Linked DNA regions of Homo sapiens: region 1 is linked to region 2. The links are chromatin loops, found by intact Hi-C in ENCODE. Cell type or tissue: PC-9. All regions are shown on one strand. Each heading gives the region's core, and the rest is flanking DNA. Links, peaks and the distances in the headings are about the cores only. Region 1 overlaps KCNJ12 (potassium inwardly rectifying channel subfamily J member 12). Region 2 holds the start of LOC124903951 (a long non-coding RNA gene).

What was found. A loop is a pair of places that touch in the nucleus more often than their neighbours do. Peaks named below come from ENCODE experiments on the same cell type or tissue, not always from the same donor. Only the 100,000 strongest peaks of a DNase experiment are listed, where the experiment ranks them.
Region 1: a loop joins it to region 2, with 3 times the contacts of the local background. A loop is called at or near these places in 5 of 110 quality-filtered maps.

Annotation. Positions count from the first base shown.
Region 1 is chr17:21,393,552-21,408,635 of GRCh38, forward strand. KCNJ12 (potassium inwardly rectifying channel subfamily J member 12) reads left to right here. Exons shown (of 3, transcript NM_021012.5): 2 at 14,968-15,084. Among named protein-coding and RNA genes, the nearest start is that of KCNJ12, 25 kb to the left of the region's middle. RefSeq lists enhancers at 3,776-4,375, 6,124-7,101, 7,102-8,079, 10,688-11,187, 11,595-12,095. In PC-9, for the core only: no CTCF peak of the experiment used is centred there; a DNase peak (open chromatin) is centred at 8,870; H3K27ac peaks cover 1,041 bases.
Region 2 is chr17:21,451,356-21,466,439 of GRCh38, forward strand. LOC124903951 (a long non-coding RNA gene) reads left to right here and starts at 5,840. Exons shown (of 2, transcript XR_007065664.1): 1 at 5,840-6,345; 2 at 7,498-7,637. RefSeq lists a silencer at 5,680-5,759 and enhancers at 12,284-12,837, 12,838-13,391, 13,392-13,945. In PC-9, for the core only: a CTCF peak has its summit at 5,881 (motif pointing right); a DNase peak (open chromatin) is centred at 5,976; H3K27me3 peaks cover 1,397 bases.

The sequences.
Region 1 (15,084 bases), core at 4,528-12,527, 56 kb before region 2:
AGACCCCCCCGTGCGGGTTGAGCTGCCAGCAGATGGTGGAGGCCGGAGGGCAGCACACCTGGCAGGCCCTGAGTCCTGGGGCTCCACCTCATGGTTCCACAGTTGCTGAGCATCTGTTCCATGCCAGGCGCTGGAATTGTCTCACTTAGTCCCCTCATGGCCCGCTTTACAGATGAAACCACAGGGGCCTGGAAGGCACCATTCAATCCCATGTGTTTGACACCAGCCCCGTGCCCCCAGGCCTTCACCGCCCGCCTCCACCCTGAGCAGTAGGGCAAACACCTGGCCAGTGGCCTGAGGCTGAGTGCATCCTCCCAGGGCCACTCATTTGAGCCCATGGAGTGTGTGGCCTGTCTAAGTTTGGGGCCAAGGGTGCCACTGAGGGCACTGCTGGTCTCTAGTGCTGGCCTCTTATGCCCCACCCATAGGACCCAGGCAAAGGAGGACAGGTTGGAGTAATAAGGGGTTTGGTCTAGGCTGTGGTCTACCTGAAGTCTCCAGTGAAGGCTACCTCCCTTGGCCTCAGTGTACTCATCTGTAAAATTATAATATCTATCTCGTGGGGATCTCGTCACGTGTCAATGACATTTCAGTCAGTGATGGAGGGTGTGTATGAGAGTGATCCCATAAGATCATCAAGGGGCTGCCCTATACAGGTGTACCACTTTTTATCTTTTATACTGTATTTTTGCTGTACTTTTTCAATGTTTAACTATGTATAGATACACAAATGCTTACCATTGTGTTTCAGCTGCCTACAGTGTTCAGTACAGTACTTGCTGTACAGGTTTGCTGCCTAGGAGCAACAGGCTCCATCACACAACCTGGGTGTGCAGTAGGCTGTACCATCTAGCTTTGTGTAAGTCTCTCTATGATGTTTGCTCAGTGATGAAACTGCCTGATGACACATTTCTCAGCATGTATTCCATCGTTAATCGAGGCATGACTGTATGGTACTCAGGGGCTAAGTCTGACACATAGTAAGTGCTCAATAAACCTAAGCTCTCATTATAGATTACTGTTGCTGTCCTGGAAACAGACACAGGGCCCCTGCTCTGTGCCTGCCCTGTGCTGGGTGATGCACTGATTCTGGAGAGGAATTAGGACTGGAGGCTCAACTCGAGGCTGAGGGTGGGGAAGGTGAAGACAGAGACTGCCTGGTGTGGTCAGGGCTGTGGCAGAGAGAAACCCTGGCATAGGCACCCTGGGAGGGGACCGGCCTGGCGTAAGGCGTTGGAGGTGGGAGCTGCTGGGAGTTCAGTGTTGCCAGGGGTAAACCATTAGAAATTGTTCATCTTAGTTCCAGAAATTCTTTCCAGGCCCTGCTGGGGCCACAGCAAACGGGTCCCTGGAAGTGCTGAGGGACCCCTGAGGGTGGCAGGCCTGGACACAGACCATGACCACATGGGATCCATGGGCTGCTTCCTTCTTTAACCCAGTGCCTAGCACAGAAGTGTTGATGATGCCTGGGCAAGGTGGCTCACACCTGTAATCCCAGCACTTTGGGAGGCTGAGGCAGGAGGATTACTTGAGGCCGGAAGTTCAAGACCAGCCGGGGCAATATAGTGAGACCCATCTCTACAAAAATGAAACATTAGCTGGGTTTGCTGGAGCATGCCTGTAGTCCTAGCTACCCGGGAGGCTGAGGAGGGAGGATCACCTGAGCCCAGGAGTTCAAGGCTACAGTGAGCTCTGATCAAGCCACTGCACTCCAGCCTAGGCGACACAGCAAGATCCTAAAGAAAAAAAAAAAAAAAAAAAAACGGCGCACAGTGACTCATGCCTGTAATCCCAGCATTTTGGGAGGCCAAAGCAGGTGGATCACTCGAGGCCAGGAGTTCGAGAGCAACCTGGCTGACATGGCAAAACCTCGTCTCTACTAAAAATACAAAAATTAGCCGGGCATAGTGAAACCCACCTCTGGGAGGCTGAGGCAGGAGAGTTGCTTGCACCCGGGATGCGGACGTTGCAGTGAGCCGAGATCGCACCACTACACTCCAGAGCGAGACTTCTTCTCAAAAAAAAAAAAAAAAAAAAAAAAAAGAAAGAAAAAAGAAAAAAAGGAAATAATGGACGTGATGATAACAGGGATAGTGATATAATATTTCTCTATGCCAAGCATGGCTCTAAGCTCTTTATGAAGTCATTAATCCTCATGACAATCACATCATATTGCCCCCATGTTACAGATAGGGAAACTGATGCCAGAGAGGTGAAATGACCTGCCCAAGGTCTTACCACGACTGAGTGGCAGAGGTCAGGTAGAGGTTGTGCACTGGCCTGGGGAGAGGGGAAGAGTATTTGGGGTTCAGCTGAGGCAGAGGAGTGGCTGGAGCCCCTCTACTTGGTGGGCAGGGCCATTTCCAGAGCATGTCCTGCTGTGCCCTGCCTGCCCTGCTGTGTGGCTCAGGCATGGCCTGCCCTCTCTGGGCTCTGAGCCTCTGCAGCCAGCCCAGGATGTCCTCGGGCTTCTCGGCTGGGCCACAGCCCTGCTGTACCTGGGTCCCTGCCAGGCTTGTTATGGTGGCTGCCCTGGGCCCCCGGGCGCAGGCAGGGGCCAGGGGTCATTCCAAGGTGCCAGCTGCCCTGGCCTTGGGGTTGGCATGGGGGTGAGGGGCTGGCTGGGCTCTCGAGAACTTGCTGAGGCTAGAGCTGAGTGCTACATGCACCTGGACTCCTTGCTTTTCCTACAACCTTGAGAAATCCTCAGCTAACAGGCAGGGAAACTGAGGCTCAGAGAAGGGCAGCCGGGAATCTGAGATGACACAGCCAGGAAGTCACCGAGCCAGCTCGCCGCAAAGCCCTGCTTCCCACTTTGCAGACGACGTTGATGACCACCACAGCTTCTACTTGCCTGGTGCTTTGCTGTGCACAGGTCCTGCCAGGCAGCAAGCCCTGGCATGCCCATCCCAGTCCTCCAAGGGGCTGTCAGTGCCCATCTGACAAATGAGGACACCGAGGCTCAGAGAGACATCCCCGTGCCTGGCCGGGGTTCTAGCCAGCTTGGTTCGCACCGGTCTCAGGAGCCAGTGGTTATGGGATGCCCGGTGTGGGTATCAGCCCCGTGTTGATGGGGAGGGCCGTCTTGGTTGGGGTGAGGGGCCCCTCCTCTGTGAGGATGACGACAAGAGGATGTGATTCAAGGGCTCTTCACAGTGGTCACTGTCCTAACCACTGGACCCCTGGAGTCACCAGAGCCGGCCAAGCTGGGCCTCCACCCAGCATCCAGGGGTGGGGCTAAGGCATCAGGTTTGGGGCCCACCGTGGCTATGGCCTCAGGTAGCCGTGGGGACGGACTGTGCAGAGCCTCCCAGGGAGGCTTCCTGGATGCACGCAGGTGTTTGGGAGGCTCTGGCCGGGGGTCATCGTTCAAGGGGGTCTCCCAGGGCACAGATTGGAGCACACTGTCCATCAAGGTCATCTGCCTGGCCTCCATTCCTAGCTGTGTGACCCTGGGCAAGTGTGTTTAGCTCTCTGGGCCTCAGTTTCCTCATATGTGAAACAGAGATCCTCATAGGGATGCTTGGGGACTGAATTTGGGAGGGCAGATGCTTGGCAGTAAAGGCATGGGCTTGTTCCCCAGCTCTGCCTCTTATAGGCTGTTTGGCCTTGGGTAAGAAACTTCATTTCTCTGGAGCTTAGTTTCCTCATCCGTCCAATGGGGATAATAGCAGACTCTTCCCTGCAGAGCTTTCTCAGGGCGCAGTGAGGCAGTCAAGGTAACATCCCTGTAGCTGCGATCACAGCTCCTGCTGCAGGCTCTCGAGCAAGGGCCACCCCAAAGAACGCAGGAGGCCTCAGCTTCTCTTGCCTGAGATCGCTGCCGTGTGGGGCTTCAGCGCCCGGCTGCCTGTGGGGAGCGGATCACCGGCGGTTTCATCCCCGTGCACTCTTGTCTGATGAAATATAAATAGCACGCGATGTTTTCGAGCAAGGCTAGGGAAGCGTCTGTGGGTCGTCCTCCCGCCCGGCAGAGGCTGATGAGCTGGCCTGGGGACGGGAAGGAGATGGGAGCTCCTGAATAAATCATCGTGGGAGCTGGGCTAATGCACTGGCCACGGGCAGCGTGTGCAATTAGTGTGTTAATTGTCCAGAGAGGATGACTTTGTGAGGGTGTGGCCCAGAGTCCACTGGTTTGCAGAGTGCCTGATGTCTGGGATGCCTGCCCCCACGACTCTGGGAAAGGACCCCAAGCCGGAGAATCAGCCAGTGCGGCCTGACTCAGGGCCTCATACTCTGCCCTGCGGCCTCCAGCTCCCCTGGCAGCCCTCAGCTGGGGCTGACAGCGCACAGCAGGGATTAGCAAGTGGACCAGGAGCAGAGCCTGGGGGCCGAGACTTGCCCCCTCTCACCCCTCCCTTCTCCTTTTCTTCTTTCAGCCTCTTTGTGCTCAGTGGTTTGGTTTTGTTTTTTGCCTTTGAACCAAGGCTGTCCCAGACTTAGCTTCTCTTGCCCCGTTGCCAAGGTGACCAGACCATCCCTGCCACCCTGCAGCCACTGCCAGGGCTGGGTGAGGGACATAGCCCTGGACGTGTGTGTATGTGTGTGTGTGTGTGTGTGTGTGTGTGTCCATGCCTGTGTACATATGTGTACAAGAGCAGACACACAGAGATCCCCAGGTCGATAGCCCCACACAAATGTGGGCATGGATTCATCGTTTGAGGAAGAACGCAGGCCCGAGTCTGTGTGCATGCTGGAGGCACACGCAGGTGGACTGCACACACCCATGTGTGCCCATGCAGGAGCTCCCTGGTCATACCCCACACTTCTCTGGTACCCGAGGCCCTGCCCAGTGCCTCCTCTGGCCACTGGAGCCTTCTGCATGTGCAGCCGAGGGAATGAATGCGTCCTCCCCTGCCTGGCAGCCCCCGTGGCCAGCAGCATCCCGAGGCCAGGCCAGACCTCTACGGCCCCCACTGCCCACAGCATGCTGGGCCATCCCTCCAATGGGCTTCCTTGCTGGGGATAACTCTGAGGCGTGTTCTATGCCCAGGAGGCTGGAGCCCAGGTATCCTCAGCGGTGACCTGCTCATCTATGCAGTCATTTTTGGCTGCCGTCCTGTCCCCATCTCATGTCCCCACTCCCTTCCTGGTGCTTCCCGCTGTCACCTGCAAAGTAAACTCCCTACTCCCAAATCCTTGACTCAAGATCTGTTTCTGGGGAAAGGACTAGAATAGAACACACCCTTATCCTAGGTCGTGTATCGGTGTACACATGTGACATGTTGCCAGCAAAGATGCGTTTACAGAGCTGTGGTGTGAGAGCAGGCATGTGCTAGCATGTATCATGTGTGTGGTGTGCATAGCACATAGCACTGTATGCTGGACCTGTTCTGGGTACTGTGCATAGACTAACATCTGCTGGACCAGGGAGGCAGAATGATTAGGCCCATTCCACAGATGTGGAAACTGAGGCAAGGATGAATCCATAAATGTGTGCCTTAGGGGTGGAGCCCTGGCAGGAGCTGGGACCCACCCTAGGAGGTGAGAATTTGTGCACCCCCTCAGCATTGCTGCACTACCCACCCCAAGCCCTGCAGATGCTGGCAGGAGGCTGGAGGTGGAAGCGGCTGCATTCATCTTCAGACCCCATGGAGCGAAGCTGCCGTCCCCCATGCCTGCTTCTGGCCTTGCACCCCAGCGACTGTGTGCATGCGCCCTTCCCAGGATGCCTGGCCCCCAGATGCTGGCCGATCATGTGGCCTTTGGGCTCTGGATTCCCTCTCTGAGCTTATTTCTTCGTCTTGGGGCAAGGATAGTCCCCAGCGTGTCTCCTGGGGTTGTCAAGAGATGCACAAAATAGGTCCTTTCTTCCTGCTCCAGGCATGAGAAAGCATTTCCTGGCCATCTCAGTGGCCACCCACCTGCTTTCTGAGCAGACATTGCTGGTCACACCTCTGCTCTGGGACAAATGTCCTGCTAGATCCCAGCTCAGAGAAAGACCATAGCTCCAGGTCAGTACAGCACAGCAGGGGCCAAACAGGGGCCAGACACCAGGGCCCTACCCCACCACTCCTGGGTCCCATAGCCCCTGCCTCCTCACAGCACCAATTAGCTGCCACCAAAGGAATGGGAGAGAGGCAGGCAAGAGCCACATAGTCAGGGAAGGCTTCCTGGAGGAGGTGGTCCAAGCCAGACTTGGAGTGACTGTGGTGTCTCCTAGAGACACCAGGGCCAACGTGCGTGGTCAAATCCTAGGTCTCTATTTCCACAGCCCTGGAAGTCCTGAATTTCTATCCCAGCTTTGCCATGGACTGGCTGCGTGTCCCTAGGCACAGCACTCATCCTATCCGAGCCCCAGTTTCTTGCCTCTATCAAAAGAAACTGGTGTGAATGGAAGTGGCATGTGTCACAGTGACGAGTGTTCCTGACGCACAGCAGTTGCGCAGTCCCAGTTTACTGGGGTTGGAAAGCGTGTGTGGCAGTAAGAGGTCCGTGCAAAGCGGTATGGGGTCAGAACAGCCTCTGTGGGGCCCCGCTCGCTACCGTCTAGCTGTGGGGTGCCTGAGTCTCCTCACTGTGAAATCAGGCCATGCAGAGCCACCTGCTACCTAGTACTAGAGGGAGTGCAGGAAAAAGTGCAGCCAGTGCTTCCAGACCCTTCCCTGTGGCCTGAAGGGCTCCCCACCCCACCTGGGTGGGCTGCACATGCAAAGGCCACCTGGGGGTGGGGAGCAAGCTCCTGGCCTCTGAGCGGCCTGCCCCACCCTGTCCCCTTCAGAGCTCATTTCCCTGCCCCTCCCTCCTGTCTCCTCACACCCTGCCTTGTGTCCTGGGCTGGGGACTCTGCTCTTGTTTCCAGCCCTGTTGACCCTCAGCTGGCCTCGACTCCCTCCTCCCGGGTGGTCACACAGTCCCTCCTGTAGCCGGAATCTCCTGTGTTTCTCCGGTTTCTCCTGGAATGTCTGTCTCCCCCGATCTGTGAGGAGCCGGGCACAGGGCTGACCACCCTTTTCATGCTACACCCCGCACAGAGCCTCAAACGGGTTTGGTGCTCAGGAAAGACTTGTTTATGGAATGAACGGGGAATGAACAAGTGGCTGGATGGGTGGGCGAGGGGCCAGGCTGCCCTGTCCTTTCCCGACAAGGCCCTGGCCCTGAGCTGGCAGGTGCTCAGCCCTTCTCCCTCTGATCCAGCGTGCTGAGCTGTTCGTGTGCTAGGGATGCCTTTGACATCCTCCTTCTCAGAATAACACTTTTGAGTGCAAGAGAGAACCCATATAGGGCCACAGAGGAAACCAGAAATAAGTGTTGCAGTACTTATCAAAACATTCTTTTAAAATGTGTGATCTAGTAATTAGCATGCTGTTGCTTATGAGCGCCCTAACTAGCAAGACCCGGTGGCAGCCGTCCTACTGACTCCATGGGAGCAGGGAGGAGAGCTGTGCAGCTCCAGCGGTCTGCATTGCTATAGGGCCTGGGGTGAGCCCAGGCTCGGTGTGTCCAGCATACATTTCACAGAGAGGTTGAAGGCGGGGAAGTTGATGATTTTTCCCCCATCAAGTTCACAAAGCCCTGGCTTCTGTCCTTGGGCTCTGCGGCAGGACCTCCGGGAACCTGCTCCACTGTCTCGGGGACTGCAAAGCCTGCCCCTGCTTTGCCCGGCCCCCTTGCCTTGCCCCCAGGGTCCTTGGGCAGCCCTCCTGGGGGTCTGGGGACCAAGGAAGGGCATCCCGACTGTGACCTGAGCTTTAGTTTCCCAGCCATGGTAGGGGAGAAGTGGTCGGGGTTGGCTGCATCCCCAGGCCCTCACACCTGGCTGTTGTGTGTGAAATGCCCAGGCCAGGCATTGTGAGTCCCCAAGCAAGGCCATAGAGCAGAGAGGATTTCCCATCACCCCCAGGCTCGGCTGGAACCCTCCTGCTGGCCTGGCAGAAAGCTGACATTTCCTGCCCTGTGGGCCGAGCTCAGAGCTCAGCAGGGGTCAGAGAGTGACAGCCATGCTTTCTTCCTGCAGGGGCCACCCTGCTGTGAGCAGTTCATAAGGGAGGAAGGTGGAGACGCCCTGTTCCCAAGCTATGGGGCCTCTCATTTGACAAATGGGGAAACTGAGGCCCAGAGGGGACAGGGAAGGGGTGGTCCCATGGTGAGCTGAAGCTGGAGTGGCCTTGGGTGGGCTGCAGTGCTGCCTGCCGTCTTGTGATTCAGACTTTAAGGACTCTAGAGCACTCTTGGGGCACAGGGACAGAATCCTAGTTCCCAATCCCTTAACTTCCCCCAGGGACCTGGTTCTGTGCTGAGGCCCCTCAACGCAGTCAGACCCAGGTTCTACCCTCAGGAGACCCTTGGCCTGGTGGACTCAGAAAGACCGGCTGCACCCAGCATGGTCTGGTCCAGGACAGAGGGAAGCACAAGGGGTGGGGCTTGGAAAGGGGTGTTGAAGGATGCATAGGAGTTTGAGGGAGAATGGGGAAGAGAGGGCCTTGGGTAGTGTCTGGCATGCAGCTTCCTCTGAGCGCCATCGACGAAGAGGTGCTCCCATCTGCCCAGCGTGCTGCGCGTCCTCGGCCAAGTCCCCTCCCTTTCTGAGCTGTGTGCTTCTGTCTCGCCATCCATCTGCTGTCCCTGCCTCCCTTTCCCCCACCTCCCTGGCACACTCACTTCAGCCCCGCTGCCCTCCCCTGGCCTCAGCCTCAAGGCCTTTGTGGCTACAGTTCCCACTTGAAGGAGTACCCTCTTCCCTCATTCTCTTCTCACTAGCTCTCCAGATGTCACCTACTCAGGCAGTCTTCCCTGACCTCTGGAATAGTCTCCACCCGTCTCTGGATTTACTCAAGTTCTTTTTTTTTCCTCAGCCTGTTTTTTTTTGGTCTGTCTTGCCCCAGCAGCATGTGGGCCCCCAGGCATGATGTCAGCACATAGTAGAGGCTGGGCAGACGCCGCTGAGCGTGTGAGTCAATGCTGAGTGTGATTCTGGCAGCAGTGCCAGGCCGTGGCGCGCTCACAGATCTGAACTGTAAATGGGGCCTGGGGCAGAGCGATAGGCTTTCTGGAAGGCCTACCCTATTTTCCTGGACTCTACATCTCTGAGGTCAGCCTCCTGCCCATGGTAGGGTGAACCCCAGAGCCCTGAGAGTCTGTCAGGCCCTCCCAGGGAATCTTCTGTACCTGAAATAAGGCCAGATTTACAAAATAAAAGAAGGAAGCTAAGAAAGCAACTGTAACGTGCTCCCCTACAGAGAGCAGACAGGTTATGGGGGGCTGAGGCCCTAATCCTGGCTGGCCCTTTGTGAAGAAATAAATGCACCCCTCAAGCTGGGGACTTCCTTGCTGGGAGCAAGGCAGGCCTGGAGGGCTCACTGAGGGGTTGGTGGCTGGATTACAGAGGGACTGAGGCAGGACACCTGGGTGCTAGGCCCAGCTCTGGCTCAGACTGGTGACCTTGGGCATGGCTCCTCTCTGTGCCTCATTTCCTCCTCTCAAAGAAGCTTGGGCCACCCCACCTGGGACTTCTGTGATGCAGTGAGCAGAAGCCAAGTACTGGGTCCTAGGGGCTCAAGAAACATGCTAGGAGTACTCACGGAGGAGCAAGGGACTTGGGGAAATCATGGAAGACTTCATGGAGGAGGCATCCTTTGAGCTTGGAGGATGCATTGCATTCTGAGAGGCAGAGAAAGGCATTTCATGGTGAGGGGCGAGCTCTGGCTGAGGCTCTGAGGTGTGGGACATTCCAGAGACATTGGAAGCCCAACCCTAGCTCTCTGCTCATTCCTACTGTGTCCTTTTTTCTTATTGATTCATAAGAACTCTTTATATATTAAGCACATGGGTCCGATTTAAACAAACACATTATTTTTCTTTTATTTTACTTACGATTGGTTTTGACAACATCATACATATTTTTATGTTGGCAAATTTCCCAGCCTTTCCTTTGGTGGTCTTTCTGGTCCCAGGATGCTTCTTGTGTCCTTACCTTGTGTCCTTGCTCTCCTGTGCACATGCTGGCTGCTCAGGACATGTCTGAGACTCAAATTAAGTTGAAGCTGGAAAATTTACAGCTGTATGAAAATCAGAAGCCAGGGTGCCTTTGCTGACCTGTGCCTCCCGCTGGGGTTCCTGCCCATCATTCCTTCTTGCTTGGAGTGGGGTCCAGCTGAGGCCCTAAAGGGGCCTGTGACTCTCTGCAGGGTGAGGCAGAGGCTCATAGCTGTGATGAAGGGAGAGGGTGGGAGGACAGGGAGTTCCCAGCTGGCCAGTCTCCATGTATTCACTCATGGAAACCCCATTGCAACCACATGAGATAGGTGCTATGATTAGTTCCATTTTATAGGTGAGAAAACTGCGGTTCAGAGAGGTTATGTGGCTTGCCCAAGGCCACACAGGAAGGGATGGAGACAGGATTTGAATTCATGCCTTGTTGCCCCAGAACTCTTATAGTTTCAAGCTCTCTTATGGCCCTTGGGCTCCCCATTGCCTTTGGGATCAAGTCTAGGCTCATTAATATGACATCCGAGGCCTCCTGGGGTGATGCCTCGGCCTCTGTGCCTGCACACGCTGAGCTTCCCTGATATGATGGTGGCAAGGCTGTGCCCATCTCTTCACACCTTCCCCACAAACCCCGAATAGTTTAGATCCTGGAATGGAGGGCTGGCAGGGCTTCTGTGGAGTAGCTGGGCCAGCCCCCTGGTTTGCACACAGTCAGGGTGGGTCTTGCCCAAGGCCTAGTGCCTGGAGAGTGAAGCTGGAATCTGCACCAAGACTGCAGGACTCTGGTGCTCCTAGCTGTGTCACTGTGCTATGGTTGGTCTCAGGCGGGGTTCTCTCCCCTGCTGCTCGCTGCTGCCTCCCCACTGGCAGATACTCCTCTAGGAAGCACCCCTCCTGCCACTGGGTTAGACACCTCGCCTGGGCTCCCGAGGGCCCAGCGAGTTGTGACTGCTGACTTCTCACCGTCTGCCCTGTGAGGCAGGGTGCCCCATGAAGGCAGGCGCCCAATGCTTCCTCTTCAAGTCCTCGGTGCCCAGTGAGGACTTGAAGAGGGAGACCCAGAGAGGGACAGAGCCCTGCTCCAGGTCACACAGCAAGTTGGGGCAGAGCCAGGAGTCCTAGAAGGGCCCCAAGACCCTCCAGGTCTCCCCTGTTCCTAGGACTTAACGGAGCCCAGGGATGGGGCAGTGTCTGCGATGGCCACCCCAGCAGAGGGCACTACTGTAGGGCCTCTGTTCTCTGCTTCTCCCAGGGGCCTGGGGCCAAGGACACCCTCTCTCCCTCCTGCCCCCACCCTCTGTGAAGAAGGATGTTCTCAAGATAGAAATACCGTCAGAAACATTCCCTGGTGTTTGGTGTGACTGTCGTCCACTCTGTGGGGCCAGAACCTTCTGACCTGGCCTCACCTCAGGGCTTAAGGGTGGACGTTTGCCTTTTCTGGCCGCTTGGTGCAGCCTCTTTCTGGGGTCCATATGTCCAGCCCCCATCTTTACGCCACGGAATGTGAGGGGTCAGTGTCACTCAAGGTTCCTGCAGCTTCCACTTTCTGAGCATCCTCTGTGGGCCGGGCGCATCCCGAGCATGGAACAGCGAGGCAGATCCTGCCCTTGTGCGTTTTGTGGCTCCTTGCGGGCCAGGGGGGCTTCTGAGGACATCCAGCAGGCCACAGGGAGGCTTGGGCACAGCCAGCTTTCCGTCCTGTTGGGAAGCCTGTTTCTGCTTTCAGTGCCCACGTGGTGTCAGGAACGCCGGTCACAGTGAACGCCTGCAGGACCCACACTGCTGCATCGTCTCTGTGGGACAGATACTGAAGCCAGGGCTTGGCTTACCCTTGTGACAGTCTCCCGAGGTGTGTGGGGTCTCCTCATTTTGCAGATGGGGAGTTTCAGGCCCCAGTGAGCTGGGGGGCTGCCAGGCCTCTCCAGGGAGGGTGACAGCTGCCACCTCCCAGAGACCCGCTGGGGCGAGGCCCAGTGCCCGGACTGCAGCTTCGTCACCACCTTCAATTTCATGGCACACCCTCTGAGAGGCCTGGCAGGCGACACCAGCCTCGTTTTTCAGAGGAAGCTGAGCCTCAGGAAGGGGAAGTGCCTTGCCCTGTTCCGTGGGGGATTTCAGCCCCAGCCTCAGCCCAGGCCCTGCCCTCCCCTGCGGGACGCTGTGGGCCAGCCCGGCCTGTTGGCCCTCAGTCGTGGTCATGGGGAAGCACTGCCCCTGCAGCCCACCTCCCCATCCAGGATTGTGACCATAACCCCGGGAAGCATTTGTGGGACTTGGCGGGGTGAGCTCACATGGCGGCTGCTGTGGCCCCTGCAGGTGGCGGGAGCTCTGGCCAGGGCATGTGGAAGGCTGGCTCCTGTTTGCAGGGTCCTGCCCTGCACTGTGACTTCAGGAAAGTCTCTTCTCTGCTCTACGTCTCAGTACCCCTGTGTAGAATAGAGCTAATTTTGCCTTCCTCCTAGATAAGAACAAATCCAGCTGGATTTGTGGTCTGGGGAATGCCCCTTCCAGGTAGTAGGGAGTGAGGGACGAGGTTGGGAGAGCCTGCTGCAAGCCAGGTGACCAGCAGGACGTGGATAGGGGCTGCTGCCCACACTTCTGGCCCCCACCCCTGCTTGGCTTCCCATGGCCCTGTGGCAATATCCGACCTTCGCTGCTCAGAGTTCCAGCTCCAGGTGACTGGGCAGGTGACTTAGCTTCTCTCAGCCTCAGTTTTCCTATCTGTCCAGAGGGGAGAATTGTCCCTCCTCCAAGGCAGGGCTGTGAGCATCGGGATGACTGCAGCCAGCTGCCAAGCATGCAGGGCTTGCACAGTGTTGGCCCACTCGGGGAAGGGGGTGGACCCAAGTCCCTGCCGTGGAGGTCCCCAGCTGTGTGATGTTGGCTTGTGACAGAACCTCTCTGAACCTCTGCAGCTCATCCACCTGTCCATCCATCCACCCATCCATCTCTGAACCTCTGTGTCCCCATCAGTTTTGAGGATGGAATGGCTGAGAGAGGCAAAGTGTAGGCCTGTGGCTTCTGCTCCCAGAATGATGAGGGATGGGGAAGAAGGGGCTGGGGATTGGGGGACTTGGAGGGTGAAGAGGGACTGAAGGGCCACTAGAGACCAGGCAGGCCATCCCATTTCAGAACAAGCTGAGAGAGGGGAAGTGACTCACTCAAGGTCACACAGCTTATGAGGGGCAGAGCTGGGATTTGAATCTAGGTCTGTGTGCCTCTAAACCACTGTCACCTGTCCCAGGAGGCTAATGAGGTGGGGGTGACTTACCAACATTTGCCTTAATTCCAGCCAGAAAAACCAGTGTGACAAACCAGCCTTGGCTGTAACCTTGGAAAGGGCAGGCCCCATGAACTCCCTGGCTGGGAGGTGCGGAGGTGAGAAGCATGTCAGGTGGCTCACCGTGGAGATCCTCAGAGCCCCTTCCCACCAACCTCTTCTCTGATTCTCACGGCACACTGGATAGGAAGGCAGGGGGATCCCTTTGACAGGTGGGGAAATTGCATCTTTGGGATTGCAGGGACCATGTAGGATGTATGTGTACCCAAGGCAAATCTCTGGCAAATTACTGATGTGTGCCCATCCACGTAGTTAGCCATGTGCCCACCTGCTCATCCATCTAGTCATCTATCCTACTCGCCCAAACACCCTATCCATCCATCTACCCACTCATCACCCACCCTCACACCCATCCACCCATCCATCTATCCATCTACCCACCCATCCACCCACCCATCCATTCACCCATCTATCCATCCATCCACCCTTCCATCCCTCTATCCATTCATTTCTCTACCCACCCATACACTCATCCACCTGTCCATCTATCCACCCATCCACTCATCCACTCATTCACTCCACCCATCCATCACCCAACATTCCATCCATCCATCCATCCATGCACCCATCACCCATTCATCCATTAATCTGTTCATCCACCCACTCAACCATATACCCACCCATCCACCCAGCCATCCCTCTATCCATTCACTTCTTCACTCACCCATCCACTCATTCACTCACCCATCCATCCACCCAATCATCTGCCCATCCATCCATCCCATTCGTCTATCCATCCATCCACCCACCCATTACCCATCCATCCATCCACCCATCCATCCATCCATCCACCCATTCACCCACCTATCCCTCCATTCATTCATCTACCCATCCACTCAGTCACCCACCCATCTACCCTTCTGTTCATCCATCCATCCAATCATCTACTTTCACACTTATCCATCCATCTATCCAACCATCCATCCATCCATCCATTCATCCATCCATCCATCCATCCATCCATCCTATTATCCATTCATCCACTCATCCATTCACCCATTCATCCACTCATCCATCCTTCCTCCATACAGCCATCCACCCTCACACCCAACCACTCATTCACCCATCCATCCATCCACCCACCCATGTATTCATTCATCCATCTACCCACTCATCCATTTATCCATCCACCTACCCATTCATCCCTGCATTCATTTATCCACCCACCCATCCATCATCCATCCATCCATCCATCCATCCATCCACCCATTCATTCATCCACCCACCCAGCTATTCACAACTGGCTCCAAGGTTGGCGTTGGGAAGGCTCTGCAGGTGGTGGCTGGGAGTACAGGCTGAGGGCCTGAATTCCTTTGTGACAGTGGGAGAATTACCACATTAACTACTTCTCTGGAATAGTAACAACAATAGTTCCAACCTTGTGTAATTGTGAGGATTATGTGAGATGATGTATGTAAAATGCCTACTATAGTGTCTGGCATGCAATAGGCACTCAATAATTGTCAGCGGTCATTTTTCTCTGACACCCCATCTTGTTCTGCTCTTCTCTGGTTCTGGATGGTTGCTATGCTGTGAAGGTGTGGGGCATCAAAGGTGCAGGCCAGAGGCCCTTCCACCTCCTGTGGGGCCCTGGGGAAGTGAGCAGAAATGTGGTTTCATGTGGTTATGTCTTACTTGTGAGCCCCTCTGAGAAGAGCAGCACCGCCTGCAGTAACTTGGCTTTACTCTTTTAACTTTAGGATGTTCTAGTGACTGGATCCTTTCCAGTTGGTGCCTGGGAAATGGCAGCCACTACTAATTCAGCCTTGAAGACAGTACCGTGCCCACTCAGCACCATTACATAGAAGATAGAACTC
Region 2 (15,084 bases), core at 2,664-10,663:
AAATGGGTTATTTCAAGTTATATTTTAATGTCCTTTTATTTCCACATAATAAAATCTTTATGCTGGGCATGGTGACTCATGCCTGTAATCCCAGCATTTTGGGAGGCTGAGGCGAGAGGATCGCTTGAGCCCAGAAGTTCACGACTAGCTTGGGCAACATAATGAGACTCTGTGTCTACCAAACAATAAAAAATAAAAAATTACCCGGGCCTGGTGGTGCGTGTCTGTGGTCCCAGTTACACAGGAGGCTGAAGGAGGACTGCTTAAGCCCAGGAGGCAGAGGCTGTAGTGAGCCATGATCCTGCCGCTGCACTCCAGCCTGGGCAACAGAACAAGATCTTATGTCAACAATAAAATGAAACCAAAAAGTAAAATCATTATTATTCACTTGATATTCGTGAAGAAATTGTCAATATTGATTAATATCCTCATCTGAATTTTAAGTGATTCATATAATGGCAGACTGTAAATATATTACTTAGAGATAAAGAGGACTTTATTTAAATATTCAAGTTATTGTCAACTAGACTATTTTAATGTAAATCTTGTGGCTCATGTCATATGTTATTAATATTAACTTTAATTTTTATAATAATTGTGTGCATTTCAATGTATGCATTTCATTTTAGGTAATTTTGCAATTTTTTATTTTTATTTTTATCTTTTTAGAGATGATGGCTCACTATATTGCCCAGGCTGGTCTTGAACTCCCAGGCTCAAGCGATACTCCTACCGCAGTCTCCCAAAGTGCTGCTGCGAATACAGGCGTGAGCCACTGCGCCCGGCTCCGATTTTGCAATTTTAATTGTTCTGCAAAAGTTTCCTCTGAATATTCATCATTCTGCAGTGTGTGAATGAACACAGCCTGAAATGTTGAGAGACTTGAGATAGAGTTTAAAATATGGTGATTTTATTCCTCGTGTGTCTTCCAGGTGAGAATCCACACGTTATCACATGAACCAGTGATGTGTGTCATAAGGAAATTAAGAAACAAACCTATACTATTTTTGCTACCCTTATTCTCTGGAAAATGAACTGTAATAGATTTCTAGAATTAATTTTTGATGCTAAAAATATTATCATTCCAATTCAATAGTGAGAACAGCGCCGCGTTCTGTGCTACGCTAGGGGGAGCACCCACTTTGGTAATGAACATCGTTCCCTGTTCGTCTTTAGTGAATTAAGGGCCGGATGAGGAAGTGGGAAATAGGAGGAAGCTGTGCCTCCCCGGAGGAGCACGTGCCCTCAGAGCCATAAGGCAGGAGCAGAGGCTGCCTGAGTTTGCAGCGCGAGGCCAGGGGGCTTCCCTGGGACTCGGCGACCGCCCTGTGCGCTCGGACGCGCAGGCAAATCCCCGCTCCGCTGCGCCTGGTGTGCACGGAGCCCTCCTACTTGCTTCCTACGCCGCTTATCCGTTTATCTGCATCGTAAAAGCCAGCGTTACTTTGTTTTCGTTTCAACTACTTTTCCAGTGCCACGGGATTTCATGCAAAGTGCCTTAGACGGTAGAAATGCCTACTCCTCTCGTTTCCTTATTCCTGGAATGCGCTCACATGCGGCCACGTAGGGACCTGGGACGCTCAGCCCTTTCTGCGCCCTTGCCCTCTCCGGGGCGGCATCTGGCAAGGAGGGCGGCCCAACACCGCAAGCCTGATCCCAGGGGCTGACCTCTGGACGGTCTCAGGGACTGACTAGGGATGCGGCCGCGGGAGGGGGCAGCCGAGCGGGGAGAGGACTGGGGGAGGGGCGCGGGGTGTGCTCTTGGGGTAGGGCGGGGCAAGGGTGGCTTCGGGAGGGACTGGGAGGGGGCGGCCCTAAGAGAGCGGTTGGGCTCCCTGGCTGCCTGTACACTGGTGCTTTTTTCTTTGCTAACGCCCTGGATGTCACCAGCCCAGTTTGCTCATCTCGCCGGCAGCCCCACTGTGGTTCCGTTATTTTCTGAGAGATTTTCCCTTCCTTTCTCTTTTTGCCCTAGACCAGAACTGCGAGCAGACACCCCTAGCACCCCGGAAGATGGGCTATGGTCTCCGGCCACCTCCTGCCCGTTTCTCATTAAAGCTTGAGAAGGAGGAGGGTGGCTGTGTCCCAGGAGCTGGGTTGGCACCCTCAGTGAGGTTGTGGGGCTCTCGTGGAGAACACAAACCATCCCTCAGGACAGCAGCAGCAGGCAAGACCCCAGATGGTCCTGATCAAGACAAAGACAAGCCACTCCAGCATCCTGTCTGAATACAGACAGATGGGAGCATCTCTCAGGCCAGGAGTGCCAGCCGTGTCCCCTCCCAGCCCACATGGTGACTGCTGCTTTGGCCTTGGTGACAGCCTGTCCTGCCCTTGTCAGGCCTCCCGGGGGATGAGGTTTATGAAGCTTCCAGTGTATACCTACCTCCTCCTGCTTCCTGACAGTGCTCAACTCAGAGCCAGCCCCCTCTCCCGTTAGTCCACCCCTGGCCAGCTGGCACACACACACAGCCTGCGGCAAGGCTCTTCCAAGCCTCTCACTGCACCCTCCACAGCGCCATGGCATATTCTTGCAGAATGGAACAGTAAATCCAGCTGTAGTTTAACAACAGGTGTGTCTCTGGTAGGCACACTAGGCAGCGGCTCATTGGCCTGTATTTAAAATATGAACATGTGCATGACTGCAAAGGCCTAGATCCTCACTTTTTCCTACAAACCAGAATTGCTGTTCTCAAAGTTTAAACCACATTTGCAATACATGAGATCGATCCACAGCCTGAGTGGAAGGAGCCACATGCAGGGGATAGGGGGCCAGGCCACCCTTGGGCAGAGAATGTGGGTGCATGGAGAGGGTGTGTGGGGCAGGAAGGATCCCTGAGTGTTTCGAGCAAAGAGTGTGTGATCCTGCCTGCCCTTGGTGCCGTCCACTGGGGCTGGTCAGTGAGGCCGAGTCCATCATGGTGGTGGGGACACATGGCAAAACTAGAAGCCCTGGGGGAGCTGGGGGAAGGGAGCAGGCACCCATTATGCTGCCGTTGCAGTTTTCTATAAGTTCTATAATTATTTCAAAATAAAATATTTTAAAATGACCATGTCCCTAAAGGAGGGATAATAGTAAGCCTCACAATAGAGATTAGTCTGTACTCAGACCCACTTCAGCTCCAGCTGTGAAGCTTCTTCTGCTCTCCGATTCCAGAGCCTGATGGTGTTAAGGAGGCCCCTGTGGATGTTACAGCGATGTGGATGTTATGCTACAGACATCACAGTAATGACACTTTGGAGTCTCGGGTGATTTCCCCATTCTGTGCAGGCGGCAGGATTTTCCATTTCCCTTTTCCCACATGAGCCCTTCCCCTACTGGGTATCTTGAGACTGACCACCCTTTGCCCCAGGCTGGAAGCCACAGAGAAGGCCATCTACTTGGGTTTCTCCCTTCCATGGAGCCTCCCTGCTTCTGTTCATCACCTGGGTCCCTCTCAAAGACCACAGAAGCTGCTCTCAGGTCTAATTTTCCATCTTGATTGTGCCAACAGTGAGTTTCACACATGTATGTTTCAGGCAGAGAGACGCTTGCACAGAGTGTGGGGATACCCTTGGTGGCTCTTTCCCCTCCGGGATTCTTCCTTCTTTCTTCTTCTTCCTCCTCTTCTCCCTCCCCTCCTCTCCTTCTCCCTCCCTCCCCTCCCCTCTTCTCCTTCTCTCTCTCCCTTCCCTCCCCTCTCCCTCTCTTCCCCTCCCCCTCCCCTTCCTATTTGTCACCCAGGCTGAAGTAGCGAAATGACAGCTCACTGCAGCCTTGAACTCCTGGCCTCAAGTAATCCACCCGCCTCAGCCTCATGAGTAGCTGTGACTACAGGTGTGCGCCACCACTCCCGGCTACATTTTTATTTTTTGTAGAGATGGAACCTTGCTCTGTTGCCCAGGGTGGCCTCAGTCCCTCTGGGATGCTACTGGGGAGTTACAGTGTCTCTGGGGCACAAGGGATTGACTTGATCATGACTGCCATTCCCCAGATGGTGACCCAGGTGCTTGAGAAGCTCATGCCTTTCCGGGCCCATCTCAGAGGCAGTGGGGATGATCATCAAGGGTCTTCCTTGTGACTGATGGGGAGCAGCCATTCAGGGGCCCTGGTGGGGGCCCTGGCAGGGCACGGCCTGCCACACCATTCCAAAGGTTCAGATTGTGACCTGCACACTGCAGGTGTCCCTTGTCCATCCCTACAGGGAAGAGTATGGCCATCTCCATTAGGCAGTGCCTTGGGTGTCCAGATGGCTTCCAGGGGTGACACTGCAGGTCTGAGAGAACTTGGATTGGAGAAAGGAACTGGAGGGATGGAGCAAGATTGGGCTCATAGGCTCAGCATCCCCAGGGAGCTGTGGTGACATGAGCCCAAGTGGGAATAGGTGTCTCTGCCGCTGTGGGAGTCCCAAGTTGGTGCCTGGGGAGGGCAGGGCTGAGGGGTTGCTGGGAGGTGAGTGTTGAGAGGCCTAGGAGGCCACGTCCATGAATGGGTCTGGAGACCTGGGGGGCTGGGTCTGAGGGAACGGGAGCAGGTATAACCGAGGGAGCTGGTGGGAGGACTCCAGCCCAGCTGTTCAGGGGAGCCCTGAGTCACTTTGGGGGTGTGAGGAGAGTGGAGGAAGTGGATGGTCCTGGTGCCTCAGGTGAGGGGGCGGGCTGCAGGGGGCCAGCCTTGTGAAATGCAGATCAACTTGGAGGTGAGCTCGGGAGCATGCAGGTGAGGACCCAAGAGACCGGGGGGTGCTGGGGCAGGTGGGGCAGAGAGACCAAAGACTGAGGCCCAGCAGGACCTGGGGTAGAGAAGAGAGGGTATAGGGAGGAAAAAGGGGGCAGCTTCACCAACTCATCAACTAAGGGATGGTTGGGGTGGGCCAGGAGCTAAGCAGGGGGTGGGGTGATGGGGGAGATGGAGCCCTCACGGGGCAGCGGGGCCCTGGGCACTGGTTTATGTATGAACAGGTGGGCAAGTCCTCTAGAGTCGTGGAAAGTAAACATGAAACCCACAACTGCACACACGTCGTCCCTCGTTTTTGTCATGGCGTTAATCTCCAAGTGGCTTTGGTTCTTCCCCAGGCACAGAATGAAGCGACCCAGGTCATCACTGTCCTGGAGCTGCCCCTGCCTACTTTGACTTTTCTTCTTGGCCTGTATCTATGTCTGACACACACCAGTTAGTTTACGTGTAGGTCCATATGTTTATTGCGGCACTATTCACAATAGCAAAGACTTGGAACCAACCCAAATGTCCATCAATAACAGAGTAGATTAAGAAAATGTGGCATATATACACCACGGAATACTATGCAGCCATAAAAAAGATGAATTCATGTCCATTGCAGGGACATGGATTAAACTGGAAACCATCTTTCTCAGCAAACTATCACAAGGACAGAAAACCAAACACCGCATGTTCTCACTCATAAGTGGGAACTGAACAATGAGAACACTTGGACACAGGGCGGGGAACATCACACACCAGGGCCAGTAGGGGAGGTGGGGGAGTGGGGGAGGGAAAGCATTAGGAGAAATACCTAATGTAAATGACGAGTTTATGGGTGCAGCAAGCCAACATGGCACATGTATACCTATGTAACAAACCTGCACGTTGTGCACCTGTACCCTAGAACTTAAAGTATACAAAAAAAATTTACCTGTAGATCAAGCCAGGGATGTGAACTCTGGGCCGGTCCTGCACTGAGCGACTCCTTGATCCTGGACCAGGTCTCCTCCCGCAGGCGCCTGGCCCCGCCCCTCCCCTCAGTCGCCGGGCCCCGCCCCTCCCCGCAGGCGCCTGGCCCTGCCCGGCCCGGTCCCGCCCACATCAGAAAGCTCAGAGCAGGCTGCGGGCAGTTCCCGGGTTAGTCAGCAGGGGGCGCGTGAGGCGGCCTGGCCTGGCGGCTCCAGCTGAAATCAGCACAGCAGGAGGGAGGGTGACAGTGCCCTCCTATGCAGGTCAAACTACTAACAAATGATGTGGCTGGAGAATACTTGACAGCACGATGACTAAACACGTCAGTATAAAATGAGATCATGAAGCATGCTGTGCCCAGCTCTGCGGTTAGTTCACAGTATTTTACAAAGCGTCGTTTCCAAACGCTCAGGAAACACCAGCTACCTATAATAACGCGTGACACGCACCTTCTTCAACACTCAGCACAGCTCTGCAATAATGGCCCAGCCTGATCTTCACGTTGGAGGTGAGGACACAGGCCCTGGAGGATTCAAGTGGCAAGGTCACAGAAGTGGTCACAGGGGACCACAGCCCCCCCTGCCTGGACTGCCCTAGGCTCTGGATCTGTAACCCCTGGCTTGCTCCCCATTCGCCTGCCTGACCACAGCTCCGAGGCCTCTGAAAAGCCTGGCAAGGTGAGCGGAAGGTCCCTGTGGTGTCGCCCCCAGGGCAGGGATGGGCCATGGAGCTTAGTTGAGGGGGAGGAGCTGGTACCTGCTGGAGGAAGCGCAGCCCTGGAGAGGGTGCCTCTCTGCCCTCACCCCGGTGGTGTGGAGTTGGAGAGCCTTGACTGCGGGGGCTGGGGAAGGTGGGCAGGCCCAGGGCAGTGGGGGAGCCGCCTGCTCAGCAGGAGGGCCAGAGGGAGGAGTGAGCTGTGTGCAGGGATGGTGGGCAGCAGGCAGGGGCAGGCACAGGAAGTAGGGCGCTGAGCTGAGGTGGTCCAACTCAGGAGCTGGGGAGGAAGGGAGCATGGAGGGGAGATGGGGGAAACTGGGCAGGTGCAGAGAGGGAGGGCGGGGAACTGAGGAGAAGACAGAGCAGGGGAAGTGAGGGAAGGGGAAGAAAGCACAGGAGCAGAGGGAGACTGGAAAGGAAACCCGGATGGCTCTCAGGGCAGGGAAGAAGGAGGGGATGGGAGCTGAGGGACATGGAGCCAACTGAGATGACGTAGGGAGGGCGGGGATGGCTGGGAGGGATGGCCTTAGCAGGAGAGGGCAGGGGACTGCGGGAGGGTGGAGAGGTCAACAGAGGCTGAAGGAAAGGGGGAGGGGAGCATGTTGGAGGAGATGGAACTGGAGAGCGAAGAAGGGAAGGGCATGAATGAAGGGGAGGGAGGCGGGAGAGGTCAGGTGCATCCAAGGGAGGTGAGGAGAGGGGAAGGGAGGTAAACTGAGGCAGGGACATGGACAGAGGGGATGGGAAGTGAGTTTATCAGGGGAGTCAGAGTGAGGAGAGGAAGGGAAGGACTGGAATGGAGGGTGAAGATGGAGTGTGAGTGGAGGTGAAGTGGGGAAGGGGGAACCAGTAGGGGCTTTGCATGGGAGGGGACATGAGTGAGGGAGAGGAGGGAGGTACAAAGAACTGGGGAAAGGGAGTAAGATAGAGGCCACAGGGGCTCAGGAGGAAGGGGAGGTCCCAGAATGGAGGGAAGAATCTTGGAAGAGCTGCAGTGGGTCTGTGTGTGTGTGTGGCGGGGAGCAGGAGGGAACATGTGCCTGAGACTGTGCTGCTTCTTGAAGAGGTGACAGAGACAACACCCTTAACAGAGCATTTTTCCTCCCCATCAGCCCGGTCACCTGGTCACCCTATGACCCCACACCCTGCAGCTGCACTGAGCTTCACTGACCTTGGGTGGGGATGCCTCCTGAGGGCTCTTTCTGTTGTTCTCGCATCTCTCCAGCCACATATTAAAGTGACTCAGACCATTTTGACGACCCTCCATTCCATGTTGTAGGTGACACTGGTTATCCATGTCCAAATCTCTTCTTCCCCAGCCGTTTGGTGTTTGGTGGATTAGAACAGCCCATGTCTGAAACCCTAGTCAGGGAGTTCACTACTTTTGACATCACGAAGAAAAATGTTGCCAAAGACTGAAAAATAACCATACCCTGTTGCTGGATCTCTCTTGCCTCATCCCTTTACCTAATAAGCAGGAGTTGGTTACATCCTTAGTTCATAACCAAAGACACTTAGAGAGAAACACCGACTGTATTTGCACAAACTTTGAGAATCGATCCATAGAAAAACGCAGAGATCAAGATTTCTAACTCGTAGGGAAAAAACTTCTGTTTTTCTAGCAATGATAAGACATTTCAATTTTAAATTTTCTCCTGTGTACATATAATTAAAATTAATGTCATGTAGAAAGCACGCAGCACTGAATTTCTGGGACCGCTAAATCACATTTGGTGCCACTTGCCTTATATTTTCATGACAACATACACAGACACCTCCATTATCTGTAAACCCAACCGTTCACACATCTGAACAGGGAAGAAGCCTCCTTTACTCTAAGAAGCTCACCCCTAGCTCTCCATGCCTGGATGGCAGATGCTCGTGGGGCTGTTGTGTTTGGCTTCGAGGTCCATGGACTCCAAGGATGTTACAGATTTTTAGTCTCTGGTCTCCACTGTTGGTTATGCTATGAGATTTTACTATGGACCCAATGGACTGCTTCTCTAGGGGCACACTCCTCGGTGCTTTTGGAATCGCCCATGTCCCCAGAGAATCCATGTCTTGGGTATTTCCTATCCATGGTCCAGTCGTCCTGGAAGACTGCAGAGCCTCCTCACCATGGCCCCATGCGGGGATGCCAGGAGAGGGCACTTGCCTCCGTGCTCCAAATCCTGAAATCTACTTTTGCACTGATGCTTTTTCCCTTTCCAGCACTGTATCCCGTGTCTTTGACATCCCTATGGCAGCTGGGTGAGATGTGTCATCAGTCACAGGTGCACTGGGAATGATGCTGACTTGCCAGCTCTAGAGGGTCGTCAGAGGTGGATTCTGGGTCAACACCCTTTTCAGGTGGAAGGAATTGTTCTTCACTTTTCAAATCTTATTCAGGTATATCAGGATCTTTTTATTGTGAACTTTGACTTTTTCTTATTTTGAGTGGCTTAAAATATTACTATTTTAAAGAAACTATGGATAATTTTCACTTTCTTGCCCAAGATAAAGATAATTCTATGAAGCAATGAAAGATCCAACAGTGTTAATAATAGATACCAATAACAGTTAAGATACTGTGCTGTTCACTAAAAAAGATGGGCATGGAGGTCAAAGGAAATAGCATTTGTCTGGGAAACAAAGAATTGCAACTCAGGTACAGTGAGTCAGGGCAGCCCTGAAGAGTGTCCTGTAAGGCAAGCACAGGAAACATTTTTGAATCGAGGATTTCCACAAAAAGTTATTTTTAAAGGCAGTTGATTTGTTGGGCAGGAATCCTAAGTTGCAAACTCGTTCTGATTCGTCAGTTAACGAGGCTACTCCCAGCTGAAAGATGCTGAAGGCTGGTGGACACTGGCTTCAGTTGTTTATCCAAGTCTACTGGAACATTCTGTGGCTTGACCTTTAGCGGATGTGAGTGCCTCTCCTGCTTCCATTTTAGAAAGCCGGAGGCTTAGTTAATTCATTTTTTTCACAGTATAAATATGCAAAGTTTAAAGAGTTGATGGAGCCATATATGAAAGACATTTATTATTAAGCATGAAATTTATAATATTTTAATCATTAAATTGTATATGTTCACATAATCAGAAGTAAAATATCTAACGATTAAAATTCCCAACAGATTAAAAGTGCCCAACAGATACCAGGATATCAGATAGCTCAGCCTTAATTTTCATCTGTATCTTCAGCTGTAACATAGATCAAAAGGGCTAAGAAATGAAAAAAGTTGGTGTCATGTTTGCTCTCCTCCTGCTATGTCTTCTCATGCATGTTCTAAACAGTAAAAGCACTAGAATGTTTTAAAGAAGGGCAAAGATACAGAAAAAAATCAATATCCTATAATAGGTAATGAGCACAGCATGTTTAACAGACAATTCTGTAACTTACATTAAACACATCAGCTAAGCAGTTACTATGAAATTCCAATACACGGATAAAGAATATGAACAAGGAAAGGACTGGGTGACTTCCCAAACATCTCCAGTAAACACATAGGAGGAATCCAGAGACGCACTACATCCAATCCAGTCACTGTGCTAGGTGGCTACGTTCTATTTGGCACATGTTTATAAATGTGCTGTCTCAACATTATACTAAAATTATTTTAATTTGTAGAATGATGGGATATTTTTGACATCTTGCCTATGAACATTCAAGTATTGGTCCCACAAATATTTTTAGTACTCATCTTGCCATTATACACAATCGATGAGATCCATGCTTAGCCACACAGCACGAATGGAGTAGTATGTACCTTCCCTAGCCTTGATTTCATTCTATGTATAAAAAAAGATGATTTATTACATGCCATGATGCTTCCCAATAATAGTAGTGAAAATTTATGAACAATTTACTCATTATCTTAACACTGCATGTGAGGTAATAAATGACCAGCTTCAATAGTTAAGTGGATGTAACATGTACAAAAATGAGTATCTTATCACACTGAATATTTAGCTTAAAATTTAGAAAATAGTCATAAGTGACTATACTGTAGTTATCACTACAGAGAATCTAAACTCCTTTTGAGGTGTAACATTTGTTTTCCTTTCATAATACTTCAAATCAATGAACCTAAAACATGTTACTATGCCTGGAGTTCCAGAACACTTCAGCTCCCAGTGATCGTCAATAGTATCTACACACTAAGCTCTTTAAAAACTGAGTTCCGACTCTATCACAAGAGGGGGTCTGCAGGCTCAGCCTGGGGAGAGTCTGTGAATGAAGGATGTTTTTGCTACACCCATAGCACATAGGAGCGCCTTCTAGGTGTTCAGGATTGTCCTAACAGTTGGAAACAGCGCCGTGTGGGGCTTGGAAACTATGAGCTGCGCCTCTGGGCCTGGGATCCTGACGTCTAAATGAAGTTGAACTGGAAGGCTGCTAGATCCTCTTCTAGCTATGCCTCCTTATGCAGCTGTTGTGAAAATGGGATGGCTTCATGGGCGTAAAACACTTTGCACAGTAGTTAGTGCCCAACAGATATCAGGAGCCACTATTATCATTATTATCCCAAACCATCTTCAGCCACCCAGGGTGAGTGAAGGTTCACACCAGGGCTGTCCAGGAACGTGCAGGGTGGTCATTGGTTAGAGAATATCAGGAACTGGTTAGATCCAGGGCTGGGGTAAGAGAGGGAGGAACAGATGGCTGCATTTGTTTTCTGCTGCTATGTAACCAATTGCCACACAAGCAGCAGCTTCAGAAACCTTCCTGGAGGCCCTCCGCACAGCGGCACCGCGGCACAGCGGCACAGCACAGGAGGAGGCCTCTTCAGGGCCTGCAGGAGACTGTCTGCCTTGCATCACGCTGACCCCCTCTGCTTCTGACCTCCAGCCCACTTTTTTTTTCTTTTTTCTTTTCTTTTATTTTTTTTGAGACAGGGTCTTGCTCTGTTGCCCGGGCTGGAGTGCAGTGGTGCAATCACAGCTCACTGCAGCCTCAACCTCCCTGAGCTCAGGTGATTCTCCCACGTCAGCCTCCCATGTAGCTGGGACTATAGGCGTGCAACCACCACTCCCGTCTAATTTTTGTATTTTTTGTAGAGATGGGGTCAAGTGATCCTGGGCACAAGTGAACCTCCTGCCTTGGCCTCTCAAAGTGCTAAGATTACAGGCGTGAGCCACCACACCCAGCCTCCAGCCCTTCTTTGAAAGGGCTCACCTGATTAGGCCAGGCCTCTCCAGGAAAATCTCCTTTTTGATGACCTTACAGTAGACTGATTAGGGGTTGTAATTACATCTTCAAACCCCACTAACTGCAACGTAAAGTCATGTAACTTGGGGAGTGAGATCCCAAAGTATTCAGAGGTCCAGGCCACCCTGGCAAAGTGGATTCTATATACAGGGCTGTTCCCCAGGGGGCAGAATCTTGAGGGCCAGTTTAAGATTCTCCCTCCCACTCAGCCTGAGGTGCTAAGGTGCAGGTAAGAACAGCTCAGCTGAGACAGAAAGCACAGGAGGGAAGAGACAAGATCCAGGCAGGCCCCGAGTTCAGGGCAGGGCTGGGCTGTGTGCCCACAGGGCCTGTGAGAACCTCACAAGGAAGTGGGGCCACAGATGGGCACCCCAGCTCTTCACCCCACTTCCTCCCTGCGTTGGCCATGTGGCCATGGGATCCTCTAGACTATGAACCTCTTCTCTGAAAACATGACTAAGGTGCCACAAAATCAGGCTCCTAGAGGCGCCCGGCAGTGACTGATTTGCTGAGCTTCCCCTCCTCCCTTTTTCTCCCTCATGCCTCCATGTCTTGCTTCCCCCGGCCCCCACTTCCCCCAGCTGTTTAGTTGATCTTTTCCTGGCCCGACCTCGACACCCCTTATCTCATGGCCCTGTCACGCCCATGTCCCTTGTCACCTCACTTCCGTGCCTTATTTCCTCTGAACGGGGTTTGTCCCTTGAACGGTGGCCCATGGCCCCCACCCCCTCACTGTTTCCTTGTCCCTACCCCCCAAAACGTTGGACTCAGTTCTGGGGGGACTAGATCCCCTGCTCCTCACCCAGACTCACCAGGGCCCTTTGACCTCTCCACGTCTCTCTTCCCAGCCCCCTCTTTAGTCAAGGCCTACCCGAGACCTCTGGACGCGGCCCTGGCCCTGCGCTCAGCGTCTCCCAGGGTCCCTGCTCCCAAGTCCCCGCTCCCCCGCAGCCTGGACGCCTCCCCAGGCTCTGCCATCGCTCGGCGGCCTCGCTGCCCCAAGTCTTCGTGGCTCAGCACTCTCTGCACCCCGCAACCCCAGCCTTCCACCACTTCTCCGAGCGCGTACCCGCCTCCCCGCCTGCCAGACTGAGGAACGCCGAGCCTGCAGGTGGGAAACAGAACCGGATGCGCGCCTTAACAGTTGTCCGTTTAGCAGGAGGTTTTGAGCTCCCGCGAGCTTCTTCCTAAATTCCAGCCACGCGAAATTTCCTGCCGGGCGGCTTGTTCCCAGTTCCCGCTGCCCGGGCCCCTGCCTCCTCCCGCTCAGGGCTCCGCGTGGAGAGAGGGTCGTTCCGCACTCGCCCCAGGGGCCGGCGGGCGGCTGGGGATTCCAGCCGCTTCACCCCGCTCCAGGCAGCTAAAAGCCACTGTGGGGGGAGGTGGGGGATGAAACCTCCAGGAGCAGGAAGGAGCAGGAGGGGCCCACCCGGCTGCACGGGGTAGAACCTGACACTCCGTACACCAGCGAGTGGAAACACGACTTAGGAAACTGACAGACAACATTTTCAAGGTTGAAATAAGAGGAAAAATAGAGTAGATCTGGGATATCAGGGAGGAAAGCGGAGGGAAACGGTCCAAGGGCAAGGGTCAGGGCAGAGGCTGCAACGGGAAACTCTGACGCCCAGGAGGGCAGGAACATATAGGAAGGGAGACTGATATGTGTGAGGAATATGACCTCGAAGGAACCGGTCACCAGCAGCCCCCATGCTACCTGAAAACACCGTTCCTGGAACTCCGCACCGCGCTCACTAAGACCCTGCTCCCTCCATGGCAGGGTCCTCCCAGGAGCACACCGGTCTGCCGCTCACCTGGACTCAGGCCCCAGGGAGGACCTTCCCTGCCCTCCACAGCCCGGCCCTTGCTCCTGCTGGGAAATCATCTCTGACTGGCAGAGTTCCTGCTCTGCAGTGAAACTACAGGGATTTGAATCCTATGCTGAGAACCAAGCATAGGCCTCAGGTTCAGGGCAGGCTCCTGAGGAAGAATGAGGTGGGTCTCCAAGGGCTGCCGGGGTAGAGCACCCTGACCCTGAGGACGCCAGTGTCCCTCACAGGACAGGAGGGAGCCCTGACCCCAAGGACACCAGCGTCCCTCACAGGACAGAAGGGAGTCCTGCTTCGGATCCCCAGGCAGTGGGAGCTCATGTTGCTGGTTTGCATGGCCAGGCTCAGAGCAGAGTGAAGGAAGATTCCACAGCTGGCTGACCTTTATTTTCATAATAATCCAATCAATGAAAGCTCTACCAGCACAATGTCAGTCTTGCATGGAAAAGGCAAGGGCCAGTTATTTTTCCTGCTATGCTCTCAAACGCTAGCTTCGTGCTCAGAACAGAGTTGTTGCTTGGTAAAAATTTAATCTAGTGATTTATTTTTTTAAGATAGCCACAGTGTTCTGGGTGTTGGAGATCTAGCAGCCAGAAAGGCAGGACATTGCAATGGGAAGATGATGCTCTGGTCGGTGACAAGCCAGATGTAGAGACATTAACAAGCTTCCTTCAGGTAGTCCTTCGTGCTGTGAAAGAACCAGTGTGACTGAGGGCTGAGAGGAGGGGTGTGGCCAGGCTGTCCTGGACACATGTTCAAAAAATAAATCATCGTTATTCACGATAACAAAGACAGGGAACCAACCTAGCTGCCCTTCAATGGTGAACTGGCTACGGAAAATGTGTACATATACACCATGGAATACCATACAGTCATAAAAAGAACGAGATCACGTGCTTTGCAGCAACATGGATGCAGCTGCAGTCCATTATCCTAAGTGAATTAACGCAGGAACAGAAAACCAAATACCGCATGTTCTCACTTACAAGTGGGAGGTAAATGTTGAGTACACATGGGCATAAAGATGGGAACAATAGACACTGGGGAATTCAAGAGGGGGAAGGAAGAGAAGAAGCGGGGAAGGGTTAAAAAACTAAACATTGGGTACCATGCACACTCGTTACTTGAATGACTATATCAATCGTACCCCAAACCTCAGCATCACACGATATGCCCATGTAACAAACCTGCACATGGACCCCCTGAATCGAAAAGAAAAGTTGAAATTATTAAAGATAAATGAATAAATCAATCAGTGCTGACAGACTCACCCACTAGGCCCAGGGGACCATTGTTCTCCAGGATGGCATCTCTGGGCTGGGCCTCACAGGGCCCACTGTTCCTGGGTGGCATCCACAGTAATGTCCTCAAAGGTTACTGATACCTAAAACATCTGAAACATTCTGGGCCAGCCAGGACCTTCCCTTCCAAGGGTCAGGGGAGGACAATTGACTTCCCAGCACCAAGGAAAGGTCTATGTGTAGAGGGGCTCAAACCATGCTGGGATTCCAGGTGGATGTCTCTGTGCCCATCTGGCATGTGCCTCACATCCACTCAGAGATATGTGCGCACGCTGAGCACACAACCACCTTATCATAAATGGATATCACATGAGCTCTGGTGTGAGGTCACCTGGACAGTTCCCAGTAAGATGGTAATTCAGACTACCAGATGGCGATGGTA